Linked DNA regions of Homo sapiens: region 2 is linked to region 1. A link is a loop called in an ENCODE intact Hi-C map of the cell type or tissue named here. Cell type or tissue: OCI-LY7. All regions are shown on one strand. Each heading gives the region's core, and the rest is flanking DNA. Links, peaks and the distances in the headings are about the cores only.

What was found. Hi-C counts contacts between places; a loop is a spot of excess contacts. Peaks named below come from ENCODE experiments on the same cell type or tissue, not always from the same donor. Only the 100,000 strongest peaks of a DNase experiment are listed, where the experiment ranks them.
Region 2: it touches region 1 in a loop (7-fold over the local background); 3 of 110 quality-filtered maps call a loop at or near these places.

The regions. Positions count from the first base shown.
Region 1 is chr2:130,366,786-130,377,081 of GRCh38, reverse strand. PTPN18 (protein tyrosine phosphatase non-receptor type 18) reads right to left here. Exons shown (of 15, transcript NM_014369.4): 6 at 7,881-7,949; 7 at 7,255-7,317; 8 at 6,892-7,034; 9 at 6,459-6,525; 10 at 6,300-6,377; 11 at 6,118-6,207; 12 at 5,795-5,883; 13 at 4,599-4,825; 14 at 4,135-4,209; 15 at 1,677-3,925. The coding sequence ends at 3,858. Among named protein-coding and RNA genes, the nearest start is that of PTPN18, 16 kb to the right of the region's middle. RefSeq lists a silencer at 4,149-4,898 and an enhancer at 4,625-5,252. In OCI-LY7, for the core only: CTCF peaks have their summits at 4,223 and 4,429 (motif pointing right); DNase peaks (open chromatin) are centred at 3,871, 4,421, 4,861, 6,361 and 1 weaker place; H3K4me3 peaks cover 5,000 bases; H3K27ac peaks cover 5,000 bases.
Region 2 is chr2:130,422,072-130,432,367 of GRCh38, reverse strand. It overlaps the pseudogene FAR2P2 and the pseudogene KLF2P2. Among named protein-coding and RNA genes, the nearest start is that of PTPN18, 71 kb to the right of the region's middle. In OCI-LY7, for the core only: a CTCF peak has its summit at 4,556; a DNase peak (open chromatin) is centred at 4,567; H3K4me3 peaks cover 658 bases.

The sequences.
Region 1 (10,296 bases), core at 1,709-6,708:
AACTAACTCCTGTGAAAAGGAGGCATCATCAGATCCGATCCTACTTGGAAACTGACAGCTGAGCCTTCACTGTTCCTACTGGGTCAGAAACAAAGCAACACGAGTATGGTGCCTGCAACGGTCCCATTGACCCCCACATCCCATGGGGGTTTGTGAGAGCCCAGACAGATGCTGTGCACCCAGTGGGCTGCACTGCAGAAGAGGAGCCCTGAGCTCAGGGCATATCCAGAAGGAAACATCACCTGCTGCAGTGTCCTATTGCAAACACAGCTCTGAGATGCCCAGTTCAGGAGCGGCCAGGCCTTGCATTCCTGGATACCCAGTGTGTGAGTTTCCTGTGGCTGCCATAACAAATGACTATAAACCGTGTGGCTCAAAACATGTTTATTCTCTTACAGTTCTGAGGTCCCAAAGCCTGAAACTGACGGGTCAGCAGGGTGGTTCCCTCTACTGTCTGTGAGGGAGAATCGGCCAGGCCTCTCTCCTGGCCCCTGGTGGTTTGCTGGCAATCTTTGGCATTCCTTGGTTTGCAGACACTTCATCCCCATCTCTGCCTCCATCTCAATGACCTTCTTCTCTTTGTCTCTGCGTCTCTCTCTCTTTTCTCTTATAAAGACATCATTGGGTTTAGGGCCCATCCTAAATACAGGATGATTTCATCTCCAGGTGTTTTAATTACATTTGCAAAGACCCTTTTTCCAAATAAGGTCGCATTCACAGGTTCTAGAAGTTAGGACTTGGACCTATCTTTTTGGGGGCCACCATTCAACCCACTACCTCCAGGAAAGACCTGTAGGAGAGCAAGAGACGGGTGGAGGATTGCCTCTCCCATTGCTGAGCTTTCTTAACAAGAGAACGGTTTTTATGTCAGCCTGAAGTAGTGATCTACATGAGCAAAGACATGGGTCTGGAAAGAGGAAAAGAATATTTGAGACAAGGTGTCATACTTTACTAGAAGTGAGGAAACCCGGAGTAAATGGTGTGAGATAAATCAGCCTGCACACTTCCTAAGTGTCAGCACTGTTCTCGGAGCTGGGACAGTAGCTGTAAACCAAACAAAAACTCCTGCCCTCACGCAGCTTACATTCTGATCAGGAGAGACAGGAAACAATATTAAGAGGTAAATGTTCAAATATATTAGAGGCAGAATCTAGGAGAAAAGTATCCAAGGCAGAGAGAATAACCAGGGCAAATGCCTGAGTGGAAACTGTGCTTGCCATGCTGGGCCAGGAGTGAGGCTACTGGGTGTGAAGTCAGAAACCAAGAAGGCGCAGAGACTGGACCCTCCTCGCATGCTGACAAGGTGGCCTGCACAGCTCCACATCACATGCACATGTGTATAAAACACCAGACCAAGGCCGGGAGCAGTGACTCACGCCAGTAATCCCAGCACTTCGTGAGGCAGGGGCAGGTAGATCACGAGGTCAGGAGTTCGAGACCAGCCTTGCCAACGTGGTGAAACCCCATCTCTACTAAAAATACAAATATTAGCTGGGCATAGTGGTACACGCGTTTAATCCCAGCTACTTGAGAGGCTGAGGCAGAAGAATTGCTTGAACCTGGGAGGCGGAGACAGAGGTTGTAGTGAGCCAAGATTGCGACATTGTACTCCAGCCTGGGCGACAGAGCAAGACTCCATCTTTGGGGAAGAAAAAAAGGAAAAACAGACCTCTGAATCGGAGAAATGGACAGTTTATTACTCACAGTGAACACAGCAGCCAGAACAGTATCTTTAGTCACTTTCCCATGCCCCTATTCCCAAGAAGAGGGCATGTGGATCGTACCAGCTGGGCAGGCAGTGGGTCTGCATCCCAGGAGAGGGACCCGAAACTGGGAGACTTGGAGATTTTATCAGGGCTGTGGAGGACCTGCCTTTCTTCTCCTCCAGAGATAGATGACTCATTATCCAGCAACACAGAGGTCAGCACCGACCTCACCAGCAGCAGGCTCACAGGAGTGGCAGGGGCATTGGGAGAGTGGGAGGCAGCACAGGGTCAGCTCTTTCACGAAAACAGAGAAACGGGGCAGCTCTAGAGTGGGAGTAGGGGCACAGAGAACAGGAAGGAAAGGCGGCCGGCGAAGGTATGATATCACACCAGCTCCCACTGTGGGCACCCAAACCCAAGCCTCCTGGGAAAGTCTGGGAACTGTTAAAAATCCACACCTCAGCATCACCCTGCCAAGGGGTGGGGTGGGGTATGTACACATCCCCATCATTCCTTGATTGAAGGCTGCAGGAGAGTGGAGTTCATGCCAAGGCACTTGAGATCGACCATGGATGCAGCCAGGCAGAGGCAGAGGAAGGCCAGCCCTATCCCAGAGAAGGGCAGGACAGGGGTGGACATGGGGCCCAGGGCACTGTGGCAGTGCATACAGGGACCTGGGCAGGCACAGTGTCAGTCAGAGGTCCAGAGACCTGAAAGTGAGAGGGGCGGGACCCTTGAGGTTCAGGGAAAGAGCATCTTATACTTTTTCCATTTTGCAGTGACTTGGAGATTTGTCCACACCAGTGCACAGAGACGTGTCCTCCTTTTATTTCTTTTAACAGCCGCTTAATGTTTTATCCTAGCAGGAACCCTACCATGGGCCATTTAAAGTGTTTCAAATCTTAGGGGGCTGAGCCTGGTGGCTCACACCTGTAATCTCAGCACTTTGGGAGGCTGAGGCAGGAGGATTGCTTGAGGTTGGGAGTTCAAGACCAGTCTGGGCAACATGGCAAAAACTCATTTCTTAAAAAAAAAAAAAATTAGACCTGTAGTCCCAGCTACTCGGCAGGCTGTGTGAATAGTAAGGGGTCAGTCTGGTTGGGAGTCTGTCTGGCGGGGGTCTGGCTGGGGTCTGCCTAGATAGGTCCTGATTTGCTGGGGGTCCATCTGTCTGAATAGCTGGAGATGTGTACTCATTTGGGGGACTTGTCTGTCAATCTGGAGGATCATGTCTGACTAGCTGGGGTCCATCCATCAAGACATCAAGATGAGAGTCTGGCCGGCTGGCTGGGATGTCAGGATTCCATGTGGCTGATGTCTGCCTGTCTGGCAGTCCATCTGGTTGGTTAGGAGTCTGTCTGGCCAGAAGGTCTGTCAGCCAGCCAGCCCACCTGAGGGTGGGGGTGGGGTCTGAGAACTCTGTGTATCTGTTCAGCAGGGGATCTGTTTATATCTGTCTAGTAATCTAACTTAGGGGGTCCACCTGGCTGTCCAGCTAGCAGAGATGTCTGTCTTTTGGGGGCTCTGTTTGGTGGTCTCTCTGGCTGCACTGGTCTATCAAGCTGTTGGCTGGTCTCTCTCTCTCTGGCTGGGGATCCCTTTGTCCACCTGTGGACTGTATCTCTGAAGCTTTGGCTGTCTGTCCAGGTTGGTGGTCCATCTGTCTGTCTGCCTATCTGGAGGTCTTTTTATCGGTCTGCCTGGGGTTAATCTGCTTGGCTGTGGTTATGCCTGGCTTAGTTCTGCCTGGATGGCGAAGTGTCCATCCACTTCTCTGTGTGGTCCCCTGAGTGTCCAAGTGAGGGAGGCTCAGGTGCTGAGGATGGACTAGTGCTGTGTGGTGAGGAGAGCAGTCTCCGGAAGCTCATCTGTCCCTTCTCCCCTTCATAACTCAGGGGTCATGCCCCTTCCTGATCTTCTTTCTTGAATCTGCTCTGTGCAGCCTCACCAGCCACTATACCCTAGCTACCTCCTCCAGCCTCAAGCCTTGAATGCTACAGTCATTGGGGCAAAGCCCCCACATTTCCCACCCTGAGAAACTTTAACTTTGATCCAGGCCCACTGTTTCCATTCTGCGCACGGCGCTCAGCAGCACCGGGGCATCAGCAGTCCGAGCTCACAAGAGGCAACAGGCAGGAACTGGCGTTAGACTTACACCCGGGTCCACTCAGCAGGCGGGTCCCGGGGACCCTTCGGCCTCCCAATGCGCAGGTTGAAACCTGGGAGAAGAAGGGTGCCGTGGGTCTCATGGAGAAGCTGAGGTGTGTGGAAGCTGGCAGACATGAAGAAGGCCATCCCCCCGCCTCCAGGTCCTCCTGGTTCACTGCAGCCACATCCACAGGACTAAGCTCCATGCCCCATCAACCCCAGACTCCTGGGTTCACTCAAAGCAGCAAAGTCCCAGCAACCCAGGCTCTACCTGACTTACCTAGCCCACCGGTCTGAGCTCCACCCGCCACGTCCTCGTAGGCGCCAGATCCGGCAGGACTTTGGTCAGCAGGAACTGAGGGCAGCAGACCCCCCACGGGTCAGCTCCGGAAGCCCCAGGGAGTCCCAAGACCCCACCCCTAGCGGGGACGCTTCCCCGGAGGCCCGAAGGGGAGAGCCGAGGGCGCCGGGCGGGAGAAGGCACACACCCCGGACGTGGCCTCCAGCCTTTGGGCGCGGCCAAGACAAGTATTGCCAGGAACCCTGCCCCTGGACCGCGACTGCGACCGCCAGGGGGCGCTTCCGGGGCGTGGCCAGGGACGCCTGGACATCAGCGTCGGGGCGTGGCCAGGCTAGCGGCTGGGGTCCCCGCGGCCGCCAGGGCCTGACGGACCACTGCAGGATGGTTCCGCCCTGCGGATCACAGCAGGATGATGCCCTGAGAAGGAGCAAGCCTCGACTCACCGCGGCCAGGCAGCGTCCCCCTCGCGTCCTCCGCGTGCGCCCCGGGTCGCTGGGCGCGCGGCGTCACCTTGCTGTAGAGCGGCGCCTCCTCCGCGCTGCGCGCCCCCGTCCCCGTCCCCGTCCCCGTCTGCGTCCCACTCCCGGCGCCCGCTGGAGCCCCGCGCTTCTGCACCACCGCGTAGGTGTCAGCCATGGCGTGGCCCGGGGACCCGGGCACAGAGATGCTCCTGCAGGCAGGGAGGGCCGGGAGGAAGTGAAACGGCGGCGCTGGGCAGGGCGGGAGTGGGGAGGCTGCTCAGCGCGCAAACCACGGGCTTCCTTCCCGCCGAGGCGGTGCGCTAGATGGGAGGGAGGGCTCCTTGGGTTGGAGGCCTCGCTTCTGTGTCCCTAGCGCCCTGCAAGTTAGGGGGATGAAGGAGGAACGGGGTCAGCCTGGAGGGTAATTTGGGGCAGAGTGTTGGTTTGAGGGGTGGTCATTTCTGTGTCAACGTCTACTGAACAAAAGAATGCGGAAGTGGCATAGAAGACAGGAAGGGATGGCCGCAAGGACAAGGGCCTTAAGTCTCCGCTGCGAAGGCGGCTCAATCCCATGTCCGCAGCACCCAACGTGCGGCCTGACAAGAAGGCGGCGTCTAGAATTATTTGCTGAATTTTTTTTGTTGTTTTTTTGAGACAGGATCTCGCTCTGTCGCCCAGGCTGGACTGCCGTGGTGCGATCTCGGCTTACTGCAACCTCCACCTCCCGGGCTCAAGCGACTCTCCTGCCTCAGCCTCCGGAGTAGCTGGGATTACAGGCTCTCACCAGCACGCCTGGCTAATTTTTGTATTTTTAGTAGAGACAGGGTTTCACCATGTTAACCAGGCTGGTCTCCAGCTGGGCTCAAGTGATCCGCCCTCCTTGGCCTCCCGAAGTGCTGGGATTACAGGGGTGAGCCACCTGAATTAAGGTTTGATTAGAGGATCCAGGAAAGGCCTAACTCAGAAGGCAGGGCAAGCCTTAGAGGCAGAGGCAAGGGGTAAATGAATCATCTTGGGATAATTGAATCATCTTGGGGTGGGTTCCCAGAGCTCAATTCGAAGAAAGGGCCAGCGAACACTTGGCGAAGTGAACAAGGAACGGACTGGTGTTCCAAGGATGAAGAAGGGGTTAGCCTGAGAAATTGGGCAGGGAAGAATCCGGGGATGGAGCCGGGTACCTGAGGACCCCTCCTGGTGGGCGGGGTATGGCGAGAAGTGCCTGGGGAGTCCGGAGGAAGAGGGCATCGTCGTAGAGTGGGGCACAATTCTGAAGAAAAACAGGAGGGGAGGCTCCTGAGGGAGGAAGCTGGCCAGGCCTCTCAAGGGGCTCTGGGAGAAAGCTTAAGATGGGAGAGCCTGATAAGGATGCCTGGAGGAGGGCACAGGTGGATGTCATAGTCAGTGCCTGCTCCCAGTAGTCCCGGGGGCTGGACCCTGCTCGGGGTCCTGGTCTCTGAGGGTGCTGATGGTGGACAGGAGAGTGGGAAAGGAGCCTCTGTACCTCTTTGATGTTCTGGTAGTGGGGGCTGGCATTCTGGAGTGTGGAGCAGAACATCTGAGCCACCGTGTGGTACAGGAACCTGTACTGCTCCTGTTGGGGTGAGGGACCATCAAGAAGGGAAGGCAGGGGCAAATGACAGCAGTGGGCCACTGTCCCTGAAGATTAGGAGACCCAGGGTTCACCTCTGTCTGCACGGCCGCAGGCCGCTGCTTCCTCATCTTAAGGACCACATCAAAGAGACTGAAGTCAGGTGGGATCATCTGGGGCAGACAGACAAGGCACTTGAGCAGGACACGTGGTCATGGGCAGCACACTGCACACACAGGATGCCTGTATCGTACCTGGGTCAGGAGCAGCTGCCTCACATAATCCACGGTGCACAGGACGCCTGTTCGCCCACAACCCGCACTGACAAGAGAATCAGAGTGTGCCTGGTCAGGTCCTGACCACAACCCCTTTTAGATGGGGCATTTGGGGATGGGGGTGAGGGTCCTGATGGATCCCCTGCAGAGCCTCTTGATTCCCAGAATCTTCAGATTATATCTGAACAAGGAAAACCTTTTTAATCACTTACATTTTGTTGAGCAAGAGCTGTGTGCTTATTCCCCAGCTGAGTCTGTGCTGAACAAGTGCTCACAATTACAGTCCATGGAGGGTGAGCAAGGGTTCTCAAAATAGGCACTCAGACTACAAGACTAGCCCCATGCCCTGTACTCCCCTCCATGCTCTGTCCCCTCTGCCTCACCAGACCCTCCTGAAGCCCATTTCCAAAACCTGCAGTGGACACAGAGGGGTTCAGGGCCAGATCCCTGGAGGCGACGGGCTTCCTCCACCATGGCGAGCATGTGGTCAGGACTGCTGGGGACCCCACGGTCTGGCCAGGACATATACTGTAGCTGGTACACAGAACGGGACTCCTGAAACACAGAAAAAGATGAGCAAAAGACTTAGGAAAAAAAAGAAAAAAGCATTAATTGGCCATCTACTATACACCAGGCCCACTTCTAGGCATCTTCCATTTATGTCTACCAGACAATAACTGAGGAAGTGGGTACTAGTATGATGCCCATTTTTACAGGAGAGGAAACCTCTCCCCTTTCAGGAGCCCCTTTACCTCCTCCTCCCCTGTCACAGTACCTTCTGGAATGTGACCTTGAGGGTCCTGAGCATGATGTCCTCATTCAGCCACTTCTCCTTTATCTGAGTAAGGGGGGTGGGGCAAGTAAGAAGAGGGAGGAGAACAAAGATCATAGGTACCAGAAGACATTTATAGAAAGCAAAGCATTCCTGATTAAAAAATCAAATACAGAAAACATTTTAAAAATTCATATAGCCCAAACTTTCCCCAAAGCTTTCATTAAGGAAACATTTGACACAGGAGCAAAAGAGGAACTATTATAAAAACACAAGCCCTTTTGCAATGAAAAGAGATGTCTTTTGTTCTAAAATGAAACTTTTATTGCATTTATTAAGTACTAACTGTATGTATGACTTGAGAGAGTTCCCCAAGCTCTTTTGAAATGGTAAGAGAAGTAAGAATTTCAACAACCTAACCAGGCACATTTACATGACAGAGATTAACTGATTGTAGCCAAAATAAAAATGCAAAGGCTATCCCTATAGTAAGTTCTAACTATTTGCAGGCTAACACCAGAGGGTTTCCTGCAGTATGAGTGGACTGTGGGTTAAATCATTCAACCTTTTAGGCCCAACCCAAAGCCTTTCCACCCTGGGAATCTTCCTTGAAAACTCCCACAGCTCACCAGAGTGATGCAGAAAAGCCCAGTCTGCAGTGGCTCCTGCTCCTGGGCCCAGTACCGCTCACACCTTTTCTGCAAAAGGTAAGGGAGAAAAGGCAGGGAGTGAGAAGAGGGAGTCAGCTTCAGAGCTAGCTCAATCATGCCACAAGACACCCCAGGTGCTCGTGGTGGAAGCACAGGCAGCTATACTTATAACCTATAACAGACGCCAGCCAACAGAGCCATCAGATTAAACACATGCAGACTCAATGGAGGTGCGCTGCTGACCATGCAGGGGAAATACAGTCCAGGATACCCTCCCACTGTAAGCAACTAGAAACTGGACAAAATACATGAGCCACTATTTTCAGACACTGGTTGGCAGGTGTTGCAGTACTGTGGTCACTGAACAGACCACTCCGGCTTATTGCATGGAAGTGTCACCAGGCTGTAAGACATGAGTCTAATGATCCCACTGAGTTGAGCCAGAGACCATGGCTCAAGGAGGCAAAAGCAGCTAGAATTTGCAGGGCAGAGTCCTGGAAGGAACAGAGGTATGCAAATAAAAACAAAACAATAACTTGCATAGAAGTCCCCTCCTTGATTCTTTGGTTGAATAATCTGAATATATACAACATGAAACCCCATGAGGCCAGGCAAGAATAACTTACCATGAAAGAATAGTAGGGATCTGTAGGATGAACATTTCCTTGAGCTCATGATGAGAAAGAATTCACATTCCCTCTAGCTAGAGTGTAGAGGCATTATCAACTATAAGGGGCATTTAGTAGGGAACCTAGAATGACCACACATTAGAAGTACGGCTAAATTAATTCTAGAACAAAGGCTACTTGATCAACCATCCAAAAGTTCCTGAAAAGGCAAAACACTCTAAAGAAAACAATCCAACACTTACCTGTGCAAAATTCAAAATATCAAGCATCCAATAAAATTTTGCTGGACATACAAAGAAGCAGGAAAGTGTGACCCATAACCAGGAGAAAAATTAGTCAATAGGAAAGGGCCCAGAAATAACAGTTCAGGAAAGAAGCAAAAATCTTAAAATGGCTATTACAAATACACTCAAAGATGAAAAGGAAAACATGAACATGATGCAGAGTGGAATGAAAGATACAAAAAATAACCTGAATGGAATTTATAAAGAGGAAAAATAAAATATATGAAATGAAAAATCCACTAATAGCAGGGTAGACACTAGAAGAAAGGATCAATAGACATGAAAACATAGCAATATAAATAATTCAAAATGAAATGAAAAAAATGAAAAAGAATCAGTTCTCTGTAGAAATATACCAGTCTAGTGTATGTGCACGTGGAGTCCAGAAGGAAAGGAGAAAGGGGGATAACAGAAACTTTATGTAAAGAAATAATAGGTGAAAATTTTCCCAAATTCGATGAAACTATGAACCCACAAATCCAAGAAAGTCAATGAACCAGAGGGAGAATAAACCTAAACCTAAAGAAAGTCACGCCAAGGCAGATCATGATCAAATTACTGAAAAAGAATGAAGAAGAGAAAAAAAAATTTTTTTTTGAGACCCTTGCTCTGTCACCCAGGCTTGGCGTGCAGTGGCTCAATCTCGGCTCACTGCAACCTGCAACTCCCAGGTTCAAGCGATTCTCCTGCCTCAGGCTCCTGAGTAGCTGGGATTACAGACACACACCACCATGTCCAACCTTTTTTTGTATTTTTAGTAGAGACAGGGTTTCACCAGGTTGGCCGGGCTGGTCTCGAACTCCTGACCTCAAGTGATACACCTACCTTGGCCTCCCAAAGTGCTGGGATTACAGGCATGAGCCACCACACCAGGCCCCAGAAGAGAAAATCTTAAAAGCATTATGCACAAAAGGACACATCACATACTGAGGAACAAAGTTAAGAATTATAGCAACATTTTGTCAGAAACGGCAAGTCAATGCTATGATATCCTAAAAATGCTGAAAACCTTTTCAGACAAATGAAAGCTGAGGGAATTCATCACAAACAAATCTGCATTATGAGAAATATTAGAGTAAGCTCTTCAGATGCTTACAGACAGTGGCTGCTCCAGCTATTTGAGAGGCTAAGGCAGGAGGATTGCTTGAGGCCACTTCAACACCAGCCTGAGCAACATAGCCTGTATCTTAAAAAAAAAAAAAAAAAAAAAAAAAAAATTAAAATTAGCTAGGTGTGTTGGCAACATAGCTAGCCTGTATCTAAAAAAAATCTTTTTTAGTTAGCTGAGTGCAGTGGCACACCTGTACTCCCAACTACTTGGCAGGCTGAGGTGGGAGGATTGCTTAAGCCCAGGAGTTTGAGGCTGCAGTGAGTGGTGACTGCACACTGCACTCCAGCCTGTATGACAGAGTGAGACCCTATCTCTTAAATAAATAGAATAAGTAAGCTCTGCATACAAAAGGAACGTGATACAAATGGAAA
Region 2 (10,296 bases), core at 1,786-6,785, 55 kb before region 1:
GTTTCACCATGTTGGCCAGGATGGTCTCAATCTCCTGACCTCGTGATCTGCCCGCCATGGCCTCCCAAAATGCTGGGATTACAGGCATGAGTGACTGTGCCCGGCTGGTTCTGACATATTTTTAAGAAAGACTAGGCTGATGCTATGGTAACTCAGTTATTCATGATACATGTCATCTTGTAAGTAGGAGTATTCAATATTCATGGTTTTGAAGCAATTTCAGAGTACTATAATCACCACACTTGACAGACTTCAGAATTCATTGAAAATCTCTGGAAATAATTAGCAATTTGTTATCATAGACTCTAAACAGACCTTCAAAATGCATTACATAGATTTGGTAAAACAGATTGTCAGTCTGCCAAAAGTAATCACCTTGGTTTGATTTGCATTGAAGGAAAATTTTAAAATGTAAAGCTAAACTCTTCAGGATCACTGCACTGGGTTTCTATAGGACAACACTGAACAGGGCTGCCACTGAAACACCTTGGAGGAGAGCCTCAAACTCCCTGAACACAGCTTCCAGCACACTACTGGGAGAATGATTGGGACTCAAAAATATGTGCAATGAATGTACTTACGAGCTTGTTGGAAAGGAAGTAAAGAGGTTGTATGTAATTACCTCAAATTAATACTACTACAGATAAAGTAGTAATCAGTACTGACAAAGTAATAGTAGCGCTAAAGTAGTACTAATAGCCCTATACTAGTAGTAGTAATAAAGTGGCATCGCTATTGATTCTATCCGTCTACCTACCTACCTGTCTGGATGGGAGGGCATAGGATTTGACTGTAAGATTGGGCTTAGCAGTGAAGACAAAAGAGCTCATGCATGCTTTGGACAGGTACGCGCTCAAACTTGGTATCATGTGACTGTTCTGAATTCCAGAACCAAGGCTAAAAGGTGGAAGTTTTGTTTGACTGTGTCTCACATTTTCCTTTTGGTCTATTGTCTAACACATGTTGCTAGAATTCTTTTTACTCTGACTACCTTTTATGTATAGACAACGCCATTATTGACGAGATCACTCCCAAGCGGATTGGAGATTGTCCCAATACTTAGACCTATAGCAAGGCCTTGGGAGAAATGGTGGTGCAGCAGGAGAGCAGGAACCTAACCATTGCCATCCTAAGGCCCTGCATTGTGCAGAGCAACGTGGCACCAGCTTTTCCTGGTAAGCCCACTTACCTGGATTCTGTGTTTTGCTTTCAAACTAAGGTTCTTCTAGCCCAATTATTTTCTGATGTCTTTCTTCTTCTTCTTCTCCTCAGGATTTATAGTTAAGTGCAGCCAATCAAATATTAACCCATTATACTAGGGCAAAATTCCACTTTGGGATCATGCGGCTCTTCTGGCAGTTACCCTATCTTAGAGTTGGATGGAGATCTTAAATTAGCTTCTAACTACTCTAGTCTCAAAATTCCCATGGGTGATGTTTTCATATCTTGGCTTTCCCACTGTAGCTTAAACATATCAGAATGTTCTTGATGGCCAAATTGGTAGTATTGCAACTAACTGCCAGGGTGACAAAGCTCACAGAAGGATATCAGTTTGGGAATACTAATTTTTTTTAACCTCAGTATACTGCTATGTCCTTTTGAAAGTACTTTGAATTATACCATCTTCTTCAAAGCAAGTCCGTGAAGCTTTGAGGGCAGATACATTCCAGCTCCACCACTTACTGGCAATGCAACATTTTTGAGTTGTTCTTTCGGTAGAACAGGACAGATACTACTTTGGAGAGTTGGTTTAATGAGACAATGTATGAGGAGTGCTCAATCTCTAGTAAAAGGTAGATCCCTACTAAAAGGCTCAACGAATATTAGTCCCTTCATCTTCTCTTCCCGTATATCTGGTCTCCCATTATACGCATTTCGACTTTTATACTGTAAGGTAAAGAGACGGCTTAGGGCTTAGGAAACAAACTGAAAAATACATTTCCCTCTAACTACTCTTAAGCATAATCTTTCCTGTAACATCTTTAAGCAAGTCAATACACATTATTACCAATCATGTTTTCAATGTTCTCCTAAGGAGGCTAAAATCAGGAATGAGGTGAAGTATGGTTGGTGAATTGCTTAGCAGATCATGATATAAGGACAAGGTCCATTGTAGCCCTTAAGTTGTCATAAAACGCCACAAAACCATTCATGACTCCTGCTACAAACAACAATCCTGGCCAAATTTTAATTCTTGCACAAACTGCAGAAAATAGCCAATGCTTTGCCATTGATCTTTGGGATCTTAATCATACTGAATTAGATAGTTCTATCGGCTGGAGTCTCAGTGCCCTTGTTTGAAATTTATTAAGATTAGACGGCAGATGCTCCAAAGATACAACAATTTTCTGAAATGTGTAACCAATGGAAATTTTCTTTCTTTTAGGGTTGGGTTGATAATCTAAATGGATGTAGCTGACTCATTATTGCGGTATGTATAGGGATGAAGAAGTAACTGTAATGTAGTGGAGGAATAGTAAGAAAATTCTTAGTGCTGGCTTAGCTTCATTGATCCAAAAACATAAATGCTACTTTACTATCAATTGAAGCATATTATTTCAATTATTCTGGTTATAATATGGAGGCAGGATGAAATTGTTTTTATTCTTTTAGAATTTTTTTTATCAGGAAAACAGAGGTAAAGTGCTATCAATTACTATTTAAGAGTTCTATTTTGAAAAGTCTTTAATAAGGATTTTTCTTTTCTTTTTAAAAAAGACTTTTTTAAAAATTAAAAATAAAAGAAGCAAAAGTCTTAGGAAAAGGAGGCAAGTAGCCCTGCCACTCTATGTACAGTAATAACAATATCTGTCCCAGTTATTATGTACAATATTATAAAAAATGTCGCAGACAGTACAAATTAAGGCACTTATTTCTCAAAGGACATCAAGTCTTATGCCCCGTGGGAGGGAAGATGCCACTTAATTATTGCACCATTTTGAAAAACAGAACTCGTCAAGGCGGATAGTGGTCTTTTCCCACCTGGTCTTCAGTCACAGATGGGGGCTGGGGCAGTGGCGCCGTCTTCGTCGTCGAGGTAGACCCTATGGAGCCACACCGCCCTGCCGAGTTCTCTGGGTGCAATAAATACCAGTCACAGTTTGGGAGGGGGCCGTGTGCAGGTGGGGAGGCCTCTGGGCTGCATGTGCCGCTTCCTGTGCAGGGCAAGGTGGGCAGAGCGCAAGAAGGCGTGGTGGCACCAATGGCCCTGAAATGGCCAGTGGCCCCTGTGCTTGTGGTGGTGGAGCGTTAGCTTGTCTGAGTGAGCACGCTTCCAGCTGCTTCCATCCCAGTGGCAGTGGTCGGGCTTGTCACTTGTGTGCTGCGCAGATGTGCCTGCAAGGGAGAATTCTTGCTGTAGGTCTGGCCGTAGCCGCATAGGTATGCCCGGTGTTGCGGTTCCCAGGCCAGGAGCAGCTGTCATGCTTGGGCTTGGCCTCCAGCCGCTCCAGCGGGGACGCCGGTGCCACCACAAGGAGACTGCGGGCGACTGGGGGTGCCAGGCCCAGGGCTGTGGCGGTGGCGGCCAACGCCTAAGAGACTAAAGACAGGGGCGTGGAGGGGCGGAGCTGGGTGGGGGGCGCCTCATGAAGGCCGGGCTGGGTGTCCCAAACCAGGGCCACGGAAAGGCAGCGGGAAGGAGGCGTGCGGGCCGTAGGGGCTGAGGGGCGGGTGTTGGGGGCGGAATGGGAGGGACCCGGGACCTCGCATGCATGAAGCCGCAGGCCCGGGGCGCCCTAGTGTTTGAGGACGCGCGGTCCATGCCTGAACCTGGGTGCGCAGCCGCAGCTGCCGCCATCTGCCTCAGGGGGTTGGGCTTTGACCAGGCGGCTGGGCAGCGCCAGTTGAAAGCGGTTGAGCAGGCCGGGCGCAGTGGCTCACGCCTGTAATCCCAGCACTTTGGGAGACCAAGGCGGGCCGATCACGGGGTCAGGAGATCGAGACCATCCTGGCTAACACGGTGAAACCCCATCTCTACTAAACATACAAAAAAAAAAAAGTAGCCGGGCGTGGTGGCGGGCGCCTGTAGTCTCAGCACTTTGGAAGGCTGAGGCGGGCGGATCACGAGGTCAGGAGATGGAGAACATCCTGGCTAACAGGTGAAACCCCGTCTCTACTAAAAGTACAAAAACCAATTAGCCGGGTGCGGTGGCGGGCGCCTGTAGTCCCAGCTACTCCGGAGGCTGAGGCAGGAGAATGGCGTGAACCCAGGAGATGGAGCTTGCAGTGAGCCGAGATCGCGCCAATGCACTCTAGCCTGGACGACACAAGGAGACTCCATCTCAAAACAACAACAACAACAACAACAACAACAACAACAACAACAAAAACAACAAAAACCAGCTGAGCAGCGCGGGCCTTCTGGCAGCGGGTCCAGCTCCAGGGCGCCCTAGGGCAGCGGCGTGCAGTGTTCGGGTAATAGGACGCAGACGGTGGGGTCGCCGGGGGCTTCGGGGTGGCCTCGGCCCCAGGCCATCCAGCCCTGTGGACCGAATGGAGTCCCACACGCTGTTGAGGTAGTTGTGGGTTCCCCTGGCCTCGGGCTCGGCGCAGGGTCAGCGCTCCTGCAGGCGGCGCTTGCGGTACGGGCTGGTGAAAGTGGAGACGGACGGCAGGATGGATTCACTTGGCGACATGGCGGGGAGCTGGGAAGACGGACACCGGTGAGTGGCTGCCCGGGAGGGCTGGTCGGGGCGCGGACAGGCGGGCATGGTTCTGCCAAGGATTTTGCTTTATTTATCGCAAGATGGGGGTATTTCCTCCTTCCTGCAGTTTATAATTGCATGAATTAGTGCAGTGAATTGAGGATGCAGTAAAAATATCTTCAAAGATTATTAAATTCGTTATTATAAAACACATAGAAGAGTTTATGTGTGTGTATGGAAAGCAGGTATACATCAATAATTCTTAATGAATACAAGAAAGAACTACCAATATTGGGGCAAATTTTTCAAATACAAACATCAGTGAATATAGGCAAGGCCTTTTCTTTTTTATTATTCTATTTTAAGTTCTAGGGTACATGTGCACAACGTGCAGGTTTGTTACATAGGTCGACATGTGCCGGCAACGCCTTTTCAATAATGTCTTACAAGGAGAAACGTGGCTCCTCTAGGTGAGCAGCCCTCAGTGCGCATCTCCCTGAAGTCCACATTGATCCGGCAGAGCTGTGGGGTTCACAGCTCACACTGAGGCATTCAGGGCCTAAACCCCACTTTACTCTTTTGTACAATGAATGGGAAATCAGTGATCTAAATGAGTTTAAATCTTATTAGGGATTCAGACTGCCCTTCAGACTCTGTCTCTATTCCTCCCAGAGCTGGGTTCAACATGAATTCAAATAGAAATATGAGACAATGAATTATGGTAGTGACAAAGACCTTCCTTCGAATTCCGGATTTTTCTAGCAGCCCCTTTCTTTCTGCTTCCCACCTGCCTTCAACTCTTTCTCCTAAAAAAGTTCAGTTGGGGTGAACGTTTGATGACTTAGAACATCATTATTTTAACGTGATCCCAAAGCGGTTTTCATTATATGCAAAGCTGCATATTTATTCACATTTTAAAAAATGTTCTAAATTGGTTTCTTATGTCCAAAAGAAGGGGAGCTAGTTATAAGAAAAGAGAACTGAGTAACATAAGAAAGTGCTAATCATTTCAAATTAAAGTGGGAAACATGCAAAGCAGAAAGAATGAATTTCATAAACTCAACAAATTATTAACATAAATAATTCCAAACTCTTGTATCTATATAACATCAGTGATCTGTGAGGTGAAATGAGATTCTGAAGAAAAAGTAAATAATAAGGCCATTTTTCTAAGCCAAAAAAGTTTTTGTCATTAGTTGTGGAATTTCACCAATTAATTTTTTTTCAAATAAAACTTTCTTAAACTTTTACTGCCTACTATTGCTTGTAGGTTAGTAAACCCTAGCAGAAAACAAAATCATTAAGGAAATGGAAAACAAACATTAATGGGAAATTTATGTAATCTTAATTCTTAACGTGTCTTATGAGTTAATTTTTAAAATGTGAAGGTTTATTCTTGGTGTTTGGTAATTAAGTTTATTAATCTCTCACAAATATGAGGAATTTTATTCCCTAAAGGAACGTGAGGAACACGAGTAGTTCAAGAAAATGCTGAAGATGCGCTTGGCTGGGAAGCTAGGATAGGCTGACGAAGTCAGACTTAGTGTGGGAACCTGGTAAGCAGTGGATCGATGTTAGCTGTTTTCACTTATTGCACTAGTATAATCAGTTTGATGGTACATACTTCAGCCCCAGCTGTTACTTAAGACCTGGTTTCACATTTTATGTTCTTTTTCTGTGCAGGCTGGGAAAGGGTTTCTTCTGTCCATAAAAGCTACTCCAATGGCTGTGGGAGACTTAATTCCAATTCCAGGTGATACAGCCGTCAGTCTCCCACTAGCTGTAGGATGGTGTGCTGCAGTTCACAGGTGTGGATGCTCAAGTGGGCTTTCAAAGATGTCATGAGAGGGAGGGGTAATGTATTAGGCACATTTTCCAAATATAGGCATTTCATTGTACAAGACCCCAAATGTGAGAGGGTGTTTGTTTCAGTGTTTTATAGAGTTCCTAATATGCCATCATATATACATTCAGTTGTTTTCAAAATACAGTTTAGTATTTGGCTACTCACAAAGTAATAAAACATTTAAATCACTTAACCATACAATTCTTGATAACCAAAAGGCTTTTCTTTCTATTCAGTAGTTTAACATTCAGCTTTCTTTTTTAGGGCAAAGGAGATAGAAGTGGATGAAATGACAGAGTATTTTTTTAATTGAACTCTGATTAATGCCAAAAGTGTTCAATCACTATGTGTGGGGAAGTTTCCTGGTACAAAGGAAAAAAAAACAGGTTGTTCATACACTTGGCTGTGTTAGTAAGTGGTAAACAGAATTAAACTTTTCTTATGTGAACTCACACATATGTGCTTCATAATATGTCACTCCTATTTAACATCTCTTTCACACACACAGTCATCCCCCCCACACATACCCTTTTGCTAGTCTTCTTCCATTTTGCTTATTAACCCAAAGAAAGAAAAAAATATGGAAGCCTTCTTGCATAGGTTGCGTTAATCAGATGAATTATTGAAGCCACTCTGTCTAAATATTATTTTCCCTTATTTTTCCTTCATTAGTTTCCCATTCTGTTGTATTTATTTAATTTTTATTTCATTTTCCAGACCTAAGTCAATGTTAGTCTACCACTGTACGTCTGGTAACCTCAATCCCTGCAACCGGAGCAAAATGTGTAAGTACTTTAGCCATGTAACTGCATAATTACTAGTGTCTGACACAGAGAAAAAATAGACAGTGTGTCATGGAGCTTAGAGCCTACATGGGGAGAAAGACAAAAAGTAAGCAAAGAGGCAAAATAATGAGAAATTGTAAATGTGTGGTAGTTAACTAGAATGTACTGTGGTTACCAAGGAAAGCAGTCATTGGGAACACATACGTGATTGTAAGCAGTAGGGGGTCCATTGGCTATGGAGATTTTAAAAAACAATGATGAAATAAAGCAAAAGTTGATAGTTATAAAAAATCTCAGTGATAAAATACTGAAATACTCCTCCCTGCTGGGGCAGTGGGTCCTATACACACCCCTTCCCTTCTTGATATGTCACTGAGAATGCAATGTGATCAATGACCAATGAGATTTAGAAAAGTCGGGTGATGTTATTCCTTCCTTATTGAGTGTGTAATACTGATCACTAATTTATGCAACTTGTTTCTCTTGGGTGTGTGTTAACTACTCTACTAGTGATTTGTAAAAGTGAATAGGAATCACTATGGGAAAATAAAAACAACACGCAGATTCCTTGGACCCTGGGACCAAGGTCTTGGGTGATGCTGAGGAAACTATATTTTTAATAAGCATCTAAATGATTCTTGATGCTTGGGGAAATGCTCTTTGAGAAACCCTGTACTATACAAATGATTAATTTGTCTGAATGTAAGGGATTTAATCTGGTCAATGTACAAAAACCATGGAAATCAATTTGAGTACAACTTAAACATCTAATGATGGTAGAAGATAAAAGTAGGGAGTTTTGCTATTCTGTAGGATTACTTAGTACCTACTAACTAACGCACCCCTTCTATCCCTGTTACATAGGTACCACTAGCTCTTCATATTCCAATGATAAGCCATGGTACCGCACTGAAAGTTCTATTGCAGGGCAGCTAGACACTGTGGCTGATTTATATATTGTGACTTTGAATTGGAAAATGCTTTCCAGGAATGAAAAATGCCTGGCATGCCTGTTTCCTCTACCTCTCTCACACCTATAGCAAACACTGTGGGCTGATAAGACATTGGTTATCCCTGTGCCAAGGCTCTGTTCTAGATTCCCTTCTAACAGCATTTCTGGAAGCTATTACTATTAATTTGATGTCGCATTCAAATTAAACTCATTGGTGTTTCCTATCTGGGACTCTTAGGAGGGATAAAAATGCTGCCTACTGGGAGCAGTAGCCATGTTAACAGGAGGTTGAGCATATATAGTCTCAGGTGATATTACAAGGAGTGATAGACAGCTGAGTGGGTGAACATGGGCTATCTCTCCATGGAATTGTCTCCTTTAGTGTCCCTTAAGAAGAGTTTTTGATCTCCTGCATACAGGTCTTAAGCATCTTTTATCAGATTTATACCTAGGGCCTAGGTAATTGATGCTTTTTGTTTGTTTGTTTTTTTACTAATTTAAATGTGTTTTGTAAAAATATATTTTCTAATTGTTTGTGGATGATGTCAAATGCAATTGATTGTTGTATATTGACCATATATTCCCCTATCTTGCTAAACTTATTATTGCTAGAAATTGTATAATATTTCCTCATGATTTCCTATGTAGACAGTTATTTAATCTGCAAAAATACCAGTATTATCCCCATTTTTTCAAGCTTTAGGTCTTTATTTTTCTTGTTGATGGCACCATCTCAGCTCACTGCAAGCTCTGCCTCCTGGGTTCACTCCATTCTCCTGCCTCAGCCTCCCGAGTAGCTGGGACTAGAGGCACCCACCACCATGCCTGGCTAATTTTTGTATTTTTAGTAGAGACAGGGTTTCACCGTGTTAGCCAGGATGGTCTCGATCTCCTGATCTCATGATCCACTTGCCTTGGCCTTTCAAAGTGCTGGGATTACAGGCGTGAGCCACTGCGCCCAGCCTTCTTGTTGAACTTCTACTATAATGGTGAATAAAAATGGCAAGAGTACGTATTGTTGTCTTGCTGCTAATTTTAAGCAGAAGACTTCAAATATTAAACTCACCTGCCATTTTTAGGATAAACCCAACTTGGTCATACCATGTTATCTTTTTTTATATTTTGTTTAATTCAGTTTGCTAATCATATAGTTCCCTTGTTTTTCTATTCTCTGAAAGTGCTTGTGTAATAGTGGAGTAATCTATTCCTTGAAAACTTGGGAAAAGCACCTTTAAATTATCTGGATTTATAATTTTTTGTGAGAAGATTTTTTATTGCTTCAGTGTCTTTAATAGTTAAAGAATTTTGCGGGCTTCATTTTCTGCTGGAATCAGTTTTAGTAAATTATATTTGTCTCTTTTTCTAAGATTTTGTCTGTTTTAAAATGTATTTACATTCTTTTTTTCATATTCATATTTTTGTCCTAAACTGTATCTGTAATTATGCTTCTTTTTAAATTCATAATATTTGTGTGTCTTCTCTTTTCTTCTCAGCTAGTCTTCAAAGGTTTTATTTTATTTCTTTTTTTGAAAGAACCAACTTCTTCAGGCTTTATTGACTTTTTTCTTTTTTCTTTCTTTCTTTCTTTTTTTTTTTTTTGGAGATGGAGTCTCGCTCTTGTTGCCCAGGCTGGAGTACAATGGCATGATCTTGGCTTACCACAACCTTTGCCTCCCGAGTTCAAGCAGTTCTCCTGCCTCAGCCTCCTGAGTAGAGTAGCTGGGATTACAGACACGCACCACCACACCTGGCTAATTTTGTATTTTTAGTAGAGATGGGGTTTCTCCATGTTGGTCAGGCTGGTCTTGAACTCCCAACCTCAGGTGATCCACCCACCTCGGCCTGCAAAAGTGCTAGGATTACAGGCATGAGCCGCCGCACCCAGCCTATTGACTCTTTATTATGCTGCTTTGTTTTCTATTGCATAGATGTATTGCCTTATGTCTTTTTTCCCCTTCCTCCTGTTTTCTTTGATTATGTTTTTCTTCTCTTTAACTTAGAAATATAGCCCATGAATATTTGGCTTGTCTAATACATCATTTATGGCTTTATACTTCCCTCAATGCC